3 separate regions of the Homo sapiens genome follow, and regions 1 and 3 are each linked to region 2. A link is a contact called in ENCODE Hi-C or POLR2A ChIA-PET data. All regions are on one chromosome and are shown on one strand. Each heading gives the region's core, a stretch centred on a gene start or an enhancer-like site at or near the end of the contact. The rest is flanking DNA. Distances are from core to core; before and after follow the strand shown. Region 1 overlaps NR2F1-AS1 (NR2F1 regulatory antisense RNA 1). Region 2 overlaps NR2F1-AS1 (NR2F1 regulatory antisense RNA 1). Region 3 overlaps NR2F1-AS1 (NR2F1 regulatory antisense RNA 1).

Evidence for each region. A loop is a pair of places that touch in the nucleus more often than their neighbours do. ChIA-PET counts read pairs that join two places held with the same protein, here RNA polymerase II (POLR2A). Pooled maps may share reads with other maps.
Region 1: a map of posterior cingulate gyrus shows a loop between it and region 2 (2.2-fold over the local background). The contact joins two enhancer-like sites. A Hi-C loop is called at or near these places in 2 of 168 maps with a recorded cell type or tissue (head of caudate nucleus and posterior cingulate gyrus). POLR2A ChIA-PET finds 5 or more read pairs at or near these places in 2 of 52 experiments (activated T-cell and naive thymus-derived CD4-positive, alpha-beta T cell).
Region 3: a loop to region 2 is called in a map of head of caudate nucleus, with 2.3 times the contacts of the local background. The contact joins two enhancer-like sites. A Hi-C loop is called at or near these places in 1 of 168 maps with a recorded cell type or tissue (head of caudate nucleus) and 1 of 50 pooled maps. POLR2A ChIA-PET finds 5 or more read pairs at or near these places in 2 of 52 experiments (activated T-cell and naive thymus-derived CD4-positive, alpha-beta T cell).

Annotation. Positions count from the first base shown.
Region 1 is chr5:93,510,446-93,514,263 of GRCh38, forward strand. All of the region lies in intron 4 of NR2F1-AS1 (NR2F1 regulatory antisense RNA 1), which reads right to left. Among named protein-coding and RNA genes, the nearest start is that of NR2F1-AS1, 69 kb to the right of the region's middle. Within about 2 kb of position 2,471, at least 2 of the 41 ENCODE cell types and tissues checked have a DNase peak (open chromatin) inside an H3K27ac peak, as active enhancers do.
Region 2 is chr5:93,423,078-93,426,842 of GRCh38, forward strand. All of the region lies in intron 7 of NR2F1-AS1 (NR2F1 regulatory antisense RNA 1), which reads right to left. Among named protein-coding and RNA genes, the nearest start is that of NR2F1-AS1, 160 kb to the right of the region's middle. Within about 2 kb of position 2,222, at least 2 of the 41 ENCODE cell types and tissues checked have a DNase peak (open chromatin) inside an H3K27ac peak, as active enhancers do.
Region 3 is chr5:93,530,481-93,534,121 of GRCh38, forward strand. The region is part of intron 4 of NR2F1-AS1 (NR2F1 regulatory antisense RNA 1); the gene reads right to left. Among named protein-coding and RNA genes, the nearest start is that of NR2F1-AS1, 49 kb to the right of the region's middle. Within about 2 kb of position 2,016, at least 10 of the 41 ENCODE cell types and tissues checked have a DNase peak (open chromatin) inside an H3K27ac peak, as active enhancers do.

The DNA of each region.
Region 1 (3,818 bases), core at 1,221-3,720, 88 kb after region 2:
TAGAAAAGACAGAAAAAGAAAGAAGAAAGTAAATACATGATCGGCTAGTCAATGATCCATGGTTCTCAAAGAACCTCATTTTTCAAAAATGGAAGCTTTTCTACTAGCTTTTTGTGACTTTTAATGGGTCTTATAATCAACACATAAAATCCTCCAGCTATTTTCTTTTAGATATCCCAAGACTCTGGAGAGAAAACTGATTCTCTATATAAGTTGCATCTTTGCTCACATTAATGTTTTTAATTCACAAAAATCTAAAACATATATTAGCCAGGAACATCAATTCATTCAGTGTTCTCTCCAAGTTATCATGCAGCCAAAGAATGCGGAAGAATTAGGTCTCTCTGTGCTATTCATCCATACAACTCTTAGTTACATCACTCAGTGTATGACAGAAATGCCAAGATTGGAGAAGTTTGATTGTTTATTATTGTTCTAACTGACCTGCACAACTGTTATTACATAATAAGGCTTTGGGTTAAATTATTTTGGATGGTGGTATAAATGACAGGAAATGGCAGTAATTCTCTTCTACTTGTTAATTTTTTTGGCAAAATTATTGAGACATTCCTGACCTCTATCACCTTTCATAAAATATACATACAACTTAAATTCATGTGATGCTTAATTTTATGTGTCAATTTGAATGGGGCCACAGAGTGCTAAGATTAAACATTGCTTCTGAGTGTGTCTGTGAGGGCATTTCTAGATGAGATTAGCATTTGAATCAGTAGACTCAGTAAAGTACATTGCCCTCCCCAATGTGGTTGGCCATCATCCAATTAATTGAAGGCCTGAATAAAACAAAAGGTGAAAGAAGGAAGAATTCACAGCTTTCTGCTTCCTGCCTGCCTGTTTGAGCTAGAACGTGGGTCTTCTCCTGCTGCTGGACTGGGATTTACACCATCAGCTCACCTGGTTCTCAGTCCTTCAGATTCAGAATCACGTTACACCACCAGCTTTCCTAGGTCTCTAGCTTGCAAGGAGCAGATCACAGGACTTCTCTGCTAATTCCTCAGAATAAATGTTCCTTACAGTCAGGTGCTACTTAACAATATTTAGGTAATGATGGATCTCATATATGACTGTGGTCTCAAAAGATTATATGGAACTGAAAAATTCCAATTGCCTAGTGACACTGTAGCCATCATAATGTACTACATACAATTATGTACAGCAGGGGTCCCCAAATCCCAAGCCATGGACCAGTACCAGTCTGTCACCTGTTAGGAACTGGGCCGCAAAGCAGGAGGTTAGCAGCTGGCAAGCAAGCTTTATCACCTGAGCTCCACCTCCTGTCATATCAGCAGTAGCATTAGATTCTTACAGGAGCACAAACCCTATTGTGAACTATGCATGCGAGGGATCTAGACTGCACACTCCTCATGAGAATCTAATGCCTGATTATCTGAGGTGGAACAGTTTCATCTCAAAACCATGCCCCATCATCCCTGGTCCACAGAATAATTGTCTTCCACGTTTAGGTCCCTGGTGCCAAAAAGGTTGGGGACCACTGATATATAGTACATAGTACTTGATAATGATAATAAATGACTATGTTACTGGCTTATGTATCAACTAATACTAGACTTTTTATTGTTATTTTACAGTGTGCTCCTTCAGGAGCCTCAGGCAAGTCCTTCAGGAGATATTCCAAAAGAAGGCATTATTATCATAGAAGATGACAGCTCCATGCATGTTATTGCCCTTGAAGAGCTCCCAGTGGGACAAGATGTGGGATGGAAGACAACGATATTGATGATCCTAACCATGGGTAGGACTAGGCTAATGTGTATTTGTATCTTAGTTTTTAATAAAAAAGTTTTAACAGTAAAAAAATTAAAAATAGGGGAAAAGCTCATAGAATAAGGAAATGAATGACTTTTGTGCAGCTGTACAATGTGTTTATGTTTTAAGCTAAGTGTTACTGTGTTTTAAGCTGTTATTACAAAAGAGTCAAAATGTTTTTAAAAAGTTTATAAAGTAAAAACGTTAATTTATCAACTTTATTTAAAGTATTTATTAAAAAGGTTAATTTATTTTTGAAGGAAGAAAAGTATTTCTTTATAAATTTAGTATAGCCTAAGTGTACAGTGCTTATAAAGTCTACAGTACTATACAGTAATGTCCGAAGTTTTCATATTCACTCACCACTCACTCACTGACTAACCCAGAGCAACTTCCAGTCCTGCAAGCTCCACTCACAGTAAGTGCCCTATATAGGTGTACCATTTTTTATCTTTTATGCTGTATTTTTATCGTAGTTTTTCTATGTTTTGATACACAAATAATTACCATTGTGTTACAAGTGTCTACAGTACTAAGCACATTAACATGCTGTTTGTACACTGTACAGGTTTGTAGTCTAGGAGCAACAGGCTAAACCATATAGCTTAGGTGTGTAGTAGGCTATACCATGTAGGTTTGCGTAAGTATACTCTATGCTGTTCACACAAGGACAAAGTCACCTAATGACACATTTTTCAGGAAATATCCCCATCTTTGAGCAACACATGACTGTATATCCTGTTGGTTCTGTTTCTCTTGAGAACTTTCACTAACACAGTTAACAAACGTTTCCTGTAGACATACAAGCAGCCAACAAACATATGAAAAATTCTCAACATCACTAATCATCAGAGAAAGGCAAATCAAAACCACAGTGAGATGCCATCTCATACAAGTCAGAATGGCGATTATTGAAGAGTAAAAAAACAACAGATGCTGGTGAGGCTGCAGAGAAAAGGGAATTTTTATACACTGTTAGAGAAAATGTAAATTACTTCAGCCACTGTGGAAAGCAGTTTGGAGACTTCTCAAAAATCTTAAAACAGAATTACCATTGAACCTAGCAATCCCATTACTGGGTATATATCCAGAAGAAAATAAACTGTTCTACCAAAAAGACACATGTACTTGTATGTTCATCGCAGCACCATCCACAATATCAAAGACATGGAATCAACCTAGTTACCTACCAATAGTGAATTGGATAAAGAAAATGTGGTATATACATACCATGGAATACTATGCAGTCATAAAAAAGAAGAAAATCAAATCCTTTGTAACAACATGGAGGTCATTATCCCAAGTGAATTAAGGCAGGAACAGAAAAACAAACACTATATATTCTCACTTATAAGTGGGAGCTAAACAATGGGTACTCATGGACATAAAGACAGCAACAATAGACACTGAGGACTACCAGAGGGGAGAGAGAAGGCAGGGGGCAAAAGCTGAAAAGCTAACTACTGGGTACTATGCTCATTACCCGGTTGACAGGATCAATCACATCCCAAACCTCAGCATCATGCAATAAACCCAGGTAACAAACTTGCACATGTAACCCTGAATCTAAAATAAAAGATGAAATTATTCTTTAATGTCTCCTGGAATTAATTAGCTTCCCAACATTAATAAGGCAATATTTTTCTTACTAAACATAAGTACTATTTTTAGCACATGGGAAGATTCAAGCTTGTAAAGTACAAGGGAACAGAATCCCCCCTACCCAAAAAGGAAAAAGCATTTTATGTTTCATTAATTCTAATTACAATAGTTGACCCTCATGAGAACACCATAAACCAGGATTTGATAGATAGGATTACAGTGTAGTTCAGTATATAATTACAATGCAGTCTGAAACACAACTTACCTTTCATGTTCTATTATATATTCAAAGTCAGCATAACACTGCTGGATGTTAAATACAGGACTACTTACAGGAACACTTGTTTTAAGTCCAAGAATTGAGAGGAAAAAGAGAAAAAAATTTTTCAATTGGTATTTCTAGTAACACCCAATGCTGCATACTCCAT
Region 2 (3,765 bases), core at 972-3,471:
CAGCAGGAATGCTTTCAGGGCACATTTAGGGGGAAGCCACTCTCACAGGAATCATGAATGCCAGATGTCAAACAAACCTGTGCTGCTGAGAATTCTCTGAGCAGGATGCAAGGGGCACCACATCACGTCTGAGGAAACTGCTGTCCTGATCCGGGGCCTCTCCTTAGCTACAGGCAAAGGCAGGTAGAAATCCTTTCATTTTAATAATAATAAAAAAGGAAGCTGCTAGTGTGAGCATAAAATTACCTAAGAACTAGATAGGCTGATGGCATTCCAGTTCTGCCAGTAAAGTCTATTCATTCTCTCAATTCAAATCAGCATAAGGCAAGTAACTTGCCTCTGGGAACCATGGGTGGCAGAGGCAGGAGGCCCACACGTGGAATGGCCATAAAACAGACATCAGTCAACAGCCTTACCCCAGCATTATTTCCTGAATACAGACTCAAACATTGCTTTGCACTGAGATCAGGATTATGGTGCCCAAGTAGGCACTCTTGTAAGTCACTGACCATGGACAGAGAAAATTTTAAAAATCCATATTGATTTCCAAGTCCAAAGTAGTACAATTACAAATCTTGTCTAACTTTAACACCGACGGCTTATGGAGTGTTTCAAATACAAAACAGTTCTACATAAATCATTCACTCAAACATTTACCGTGCTCCTATTATATGCCAAGTACTATACTTTCATGAGTCAGCATTGGTTAAATAATAATCTTAATACTACTAGATTTCTCTGCAAAATTTAGCACTGTGGCTCACCCCTCCATCTTAAAGGCCTTCACTTCTGTAAAATTATCGTCTCTTAGGAAGGTCTGCCTCTCAGACTACTCTGTCTTTACTAATTCCTCTTCCATGGTCCTCATTTCATTAAACCCACAAGGATTGAGGAGCAGTATAGCAAAATCACCTGGGGGACATATTTTTCACACTGCACAGATCCCCTCCACTCCCATTTGAGAATCATTACATATGTGAACCCCTCACTATTGCTAGCTGGAGTAAGTTATTTCTCTTAAGAGTCTGGGGATGAAAAAAACAAAAGCTGAAGATCTCTGTACCAAATACTTTCTCTAGATGATATCATCTACTCTCATGACTTCAACTACATGCCAACTACACACTGATGACTTCAAAAATAATAAAGCCCAGACCCACGTCCAAATGCCTAGCACACCTGTTTTCAAATGACCTACCATCACAAACTCTACAAGTACATTATATTATATTTTCTAATATATATAATTTTATAATTTATATCAAATTAAATCATAAATTATATAATTTATATTTTTCTCTCCTTTTTCTTAATAGTATTAGTATTTACTATATGATCAAGGTAACTAGCCATATTTATACTCCTTCTTCTCCTTCACACTTCCCATTCTCACCCCACATAGATCAAATCTGTCACCAGGTCCTTTCTCTTCTTCCTCAAGAACACATTTCAAGTGTATCTACCTACCATTTACTATATCCCACTTGGACCTCTGCATTAGCCTCCTCAATCCTCCCTACCACCAGCCTCTGCACTTCAGACTATTCTCCACATGCTTCTGATTCCTACTGATTAAAGCAGGAAATCCTTGAATGCATTCCTCATAATATACAAGATGATTTCTGATAGCAAACAGACCAACTTCTTAAATATTCATATTTTAATAGGTTTCAAAAAACAGAATTAACACATCAAACTGGGTGTCAAGTTAAAAGTTTGCTTTAAAAATAAATTTCAGTATAAAACTCGGGCAATTTAAAGAAAAATTAATCTATTCAGGTAGTGTGAGATGTTTTAAAAAAGATAAAAGCAGTACATGAATCAATGATGTTGGGAAGCTTGGTACTAGAAAGTAGGTCTAAACTCCTTAATATGGTATCAGATATCTTAAACTCCTTAACATTCTCTCCATTTTTAGCTTCTCCCTCTCCTACATTTCCTGTACGCTACATATAAATTCTGTGTATCAGCTTTGCTGAAAAACAAAACACCCTAAATTTACTAGCTAAAACAACATTTTATTTAGTTCATACGTCTGTGAATGGGCTGGGCAGTTAGTTCCGTCCGAGCTGACACCCCAGAGAGATCAGGGGAAATCTGGGCTGACAAATGATTTCCCCTGGACACTCCCATGTGTTTGTGATCAAATGGTGGATCAGCTGGTAGTAGATGATCTCACTCGCATGTTTAGCAGTTCGATGACTGCTGGCAAGAGCCTCGGTTCTTTTCTGGGTGACCACTCATCCTGCAGCACAATAACCTGGGCTCATTGACAATACAGTCACAGGGTTCCAAGTGCAGAAGCCCCAGTGCATGAGTCTCTGCACTGTTTGCTAATATCCACTGGTCAAAGCAAGTCATATGATCAACCTAGATTCAGTAGAGAAAGAGAGACTCCACCTCTTAATGGATGGATCTGCAATGTCACTTTGCCAGGAGTTAGAAGCAGGAAAGGGAAATTGGTGACTGTTTTTACAATCAACCAACTCTTACCATCCATCAAATATGCCAGGCATATTCACACACATGCTCATGCTGTTCCCATCACTTAAAACGAACTCTCAACTTCCTCCTGTCCTTCTGGGAAATTCTTATTGCTTGTCCTTCAAGGCTCTGATCAAATATAGCATTCCCTGACACCTTCCCTCAAGGCATAATTAATTATTCCCTCATACGTTCCCATGATCCCTTGCATTGCCTCTATTATATCATTCAGTGAATTGTATTATAGTTATTTATAATGTCTTATAAAGTCTCTCTCCTTAAATAGACTGTCTTTGTACCACCAGCATCTAGCACAATGTCTGGCAAAGAACAGGCATTCAATAAACGTTCAATAAATTAAATTAAATTTAAAACAAAGATTAAAGTCTCCCTGGGATATGCCTACATTAAAAAAGATTTAAGGTACAAATACAAAACTGGCCTCATGAGTTAGCAGAACTAATTAGATCCATCTCACCTAATTTTTTTTTTTTTTAAGATAGAGTCTCACTCTGTCACTCTGTCACCCAGGCTGGAGTGCAGTGGTGCCATCTTGGCTCACTGCAACCTCTGTCTCCCAGGTTCAAGGTATTCTTGTGCCTCAGCCTCCTGAGTAGCTGGGATTACAGGCACAAACCACCATGCCCAGCTAATTTTTGTATTTTTAGTAGACATGGGGTTTCACCATGTTGGCCAGGCTGGTCTCAAACTCCTGATCTCAAGTGACCCTTCCACCTTGACCTCCCAAAGTGCTGGAATTACAGGCATCAGCCACCATGCCCGGCCCACCTCATCTCATTTGAAGGGCACCAGGCAGGGCAATGCTCCTTGCCAAAAGCATTTTTTCCTGTGGGACTGGCACAAAGCCTGAACTTCTAGCATAATTTATTCAAGGTCTGAACATGTTTTGATGTAATACAAACAACATAGGCTCTGGAGTCAAAAATACTACTAGGACTCAAAACCTAACTACCTGTGTGATACTGACAATTCATTTTGTGCATATCTCTGCACTACTTTTTTCATCCATACAATTATCTGTGTTGCAGTAACACATGTAAAGCAGCTAGCACAGTACCTGCCATACACCCAACACTCATATCAAATCACAAAGTCTCCTGTTTAAAAAGCAAATGCCCCTGGCAGGGGGTAACCACAAGCCCTTTTTATTGCCATCTGAGAAGAGTGGGAAAAAGGTAAAAGGAAGAAGAGTGGGAAAGTAAAGAGTGGCAGATAAACAACTTCGCAGTTTTACTGAGAGCTGGGCTTGTGGCTAGTGAT
Region 3 (3,641 bases), core at 766-3,265, 110 kb after region 2:
AGAGTTCCCACTTGCCAGCCCCATCAGCCTAGTCTTTGCCTCTCATTGGAGGCAGCAGCAGAAGGACCAATGGTAACAACCTTACTAGTAGTTGAGTGGCAAAGAGAAACAGATAAACAAGGGAATACAGTGCTAACTGCCCCCTCTTAAAATGGATTTGTGGCATATTTCATACCTCAAGGTCTTGATTTGCTTTTTAACATTTCATTCACTGAGAAAAATGACGGACATGCCTAATTTGATAGCAAGGCACAAAGAGTTCTTCAGTCCTAGAAACAATATTTGCTCAAATCCATGATAGTTTGGAGCTGGAAGAAACCTTTTAAAGACTGGGTTATATCCTTCATTTACTATATAAGAAAACAGCTTAGAAAGACTCAGTGATTTGTCTAAGGTTACTTTTCTTAAGTTTAATTTTTTTTGAAAAAAAATAAAAAAGGAGTAAATGTTTTTCAAATTTGTCTTTGACAACTTTTACATGGGGAAAACAAATGAAGATCTGCCCAAACTTTTTAGATGTATTATTTTAAGAGCTGCCATTTTTTTGTTTTTCAACATCCTGGCTGGAAGTGAATAAATCAGGGAAAAGGAACTTGTCATTCTGTTTAATAAAAAACAAATACAGAAGAGAAGTCTGCTTACCAAAATACATAATGTCCCATACTACAGCAGTATTCATGATATCAAGAAATTCAAGGAAAGGAAAATAATGGCAAATGATTGCCCAAACTTCCAGGAAGTTTTTTTCTTCCAGAGTTTACTGAAGAAAGTAGATAAAGACAAGATCACCTATGAAGTAAGATATTCCCAGAAAATTCTGTTTGCAAGTAAAAATTGTATTTGACTGTTCTAAAACGAAGGAAGAAATCAGACTTTATGAAGCACATTGGAAAGTCCCATCCTTCCCACCTATGCGTATCCTCATTAGTACAGATGAAATAACGAAAGCCGAGGTCTCACTGGTTATGATCCAAACTGCATGGTCTGGTTTCCACTAGGAAGTAAACTAAATTTCCTAATAAAATGTTTTTCTTTTCCCGTTGAACTGGGTGATTTCCTTGTAAATGATCAATACCATCTCAAAGAAGTATATTTACAGTTAAAGTGGCTAATGACTCATACTTTGTTTTTGAGAATGGTTCCTTTACCATCTTTTCATTGTCTCTCAACTTTCTATCATCTACTTTAAGAATTTCCAGTGCCTCACATCTTTATTAACAAAGTATTACAATCCAGGAATGAAAAGACATCAAAACTGACCAAGATCGAAGTTATAACTCCGTAGTAGCATACAAACAGGAAAGAGAAAACAAACTAGTAAGGCAGACTAACACAATAACCAATGAACTGAAACAGTTCTTCAAGCCAAGCTCTAATGTCAGAGAAGGTAAACCTAAAATTCACTTTATTTATTTCTATTCCTGGAATGAATTCCTACTCTAAGCAAGAATAACAGCAGCAATAAATCTAAAGTAAGACAAGAAATTTTAAGGAAGCCTACCTCTCTACCTTTTTTCTTCATAAGTGTGTGTTTTCTTCAACACACACAGTTAAATATCATAACATATACTTATAGATAAGCTCACTAATCAAAATATCTTACTAGACTGTTTAAAGACTACCTCTGGTGGCTTAGGTGGAACAGAGATACATTGCCTCCTCAAAAAGCCTACAATTGTCCCAAGTTTTTCTGCCAATATTTTTAATGTTCTTCGTTATTTTAACATACTTACTGTTTTATAAAACATACTTTGCAACTAATTTTGCAAGAATTTATCACAATTCAAATTTTGGACTTCTGTCCCTAGGAAAAAAAAAGTTCTAAATTTCTTAAAATATATATTATTTTGTTGCTTCTTTTGTACACTTAGTTTTTATAAAATTCCTTGCATTTTTATAACTTTCAGACACCAAGACAGAGAGAGAGAGAGAAAGAGAGGGAGGGGATTGTGCAATAGAATCCTGCCTCAGCCAACTCTCAGTAGTCTGTTGGCAGAAGGCCTGTGTGTGAACTATTTCCAAGACCTCGGTCTGAAAGGCAGCCAAAGGCTTCACAAAAGAACAGGCCCAAAATGGCTTATTACCTTTCACCTTTGACCTGTGGCCCAGCTACCTCATAGTTTACGAATTTGAAGTCTTATGAGAGAATTCTTTGCCAACCTGTTTACAAACAGCTGACTTATTCCACAGGAACGGTTTGGCAGGACATATCCAGGTCACCTGACCTTGGGTTGTCACAGAAACCATGAGCCTCAGATTCGTGGTTAAGTGAAAACTGCAACATTTTGGCTGAAATCAGTATTGGATTATGCAGCCATCATCAATCATTTAATTACTTTTATGTGTTCATGTCACCAAATTATTAATACAGAAAATGTGAAAGCAATCATACTAGAACCACAAATGGTATAAGTCATGGCTTCCACAGAAAAGAGAAAAAGCATAAATTTTTAAACTGAATATTACAAGTTAATCTCAACTATTACACTGTCCTAGATCCTGCTAAATTTATCAGTACACAACAAAAATCACACGATCTTTTAGTTATTCATGTGTTTTCAAAACTCTAGTGTTTGTCTTAGTCAGACGTTACCTTACATTAGGCTTTTACCTGAAAAAATTACTTGATTAAATCCATTATCTCCAGCATGTTTGAACTAATCCCTCAAGGCTGATGCTTTGATCATTTTGGTGATTCCTTTAAAATAATTAATTCTCACAAATTATTAATGAGTACAAATGTGGCCAGATTTTTTTTTAAACTGGGAAAATTGATTTTAAGAATGAATAAATTAGTGAGTGATCACATTTCAAAGGGTCATTTATTATTCAATGGATTTATTTTCACGAGTTATTTTCTGAATTTCCTAGCCGCACTCAAAACATAATTAAACTTACAAAAATGCTGTATGCACACAATTTATCAGGAATATCTACTCTCTGAAATAAGTACAGCACAAATGAGTTTTCTTAAGTCAAGAAAACTGTATCATTGTATTTACATATATATTCACCACTAAGGAAAATTAAATTAATTGCCTGGATACTTCACAGCAGGGCAGCCACTAGATAAATGGTAAATAATGGATTTTAATTTAGGAAAAGAGTTCTCTTTTTTAATCTAAGAATGATGATGATGATAGGTAACATTTATTGAATGTACTGGGCACTACTGCAAGCACTTTACATCGATTAGCTGATTTAATCTTCAAACCACTCTATGAGATAGATATTACTATCATTTTCATTTTACAGAAGAGGAAGGTAAGGCTTAAAGAGGTTAGGATATATCTCTAGTAAGAGAAAGGCTTAAAATTTGGCCTTAAGCAATGTCGTTTAACTTTACTGCCTCTCAAAACATAGCCTCTAGGCCAGGCGCAGTGGCTCACACCTGTAGTCCTAGCACTTTGGGAGGCCGAGGCAGGCAGATCACATGAGGCCAGTTCAAGTCCAGCCTGGCCAACATAGTGAAACTGTCTGAAATCCCAGCTACTTGGGAGGCTGAGGCACGAGAATCCCTTGAACCCAGGAGGCGGAGCTGTAGTGAGCCGACATTGTGCCACTGAACTCCAGCCTGGGGAACGAGCGAGTGTCACAACAACAACAAAATAACATAGCCTTTAGAAAACAAAGTATACAAG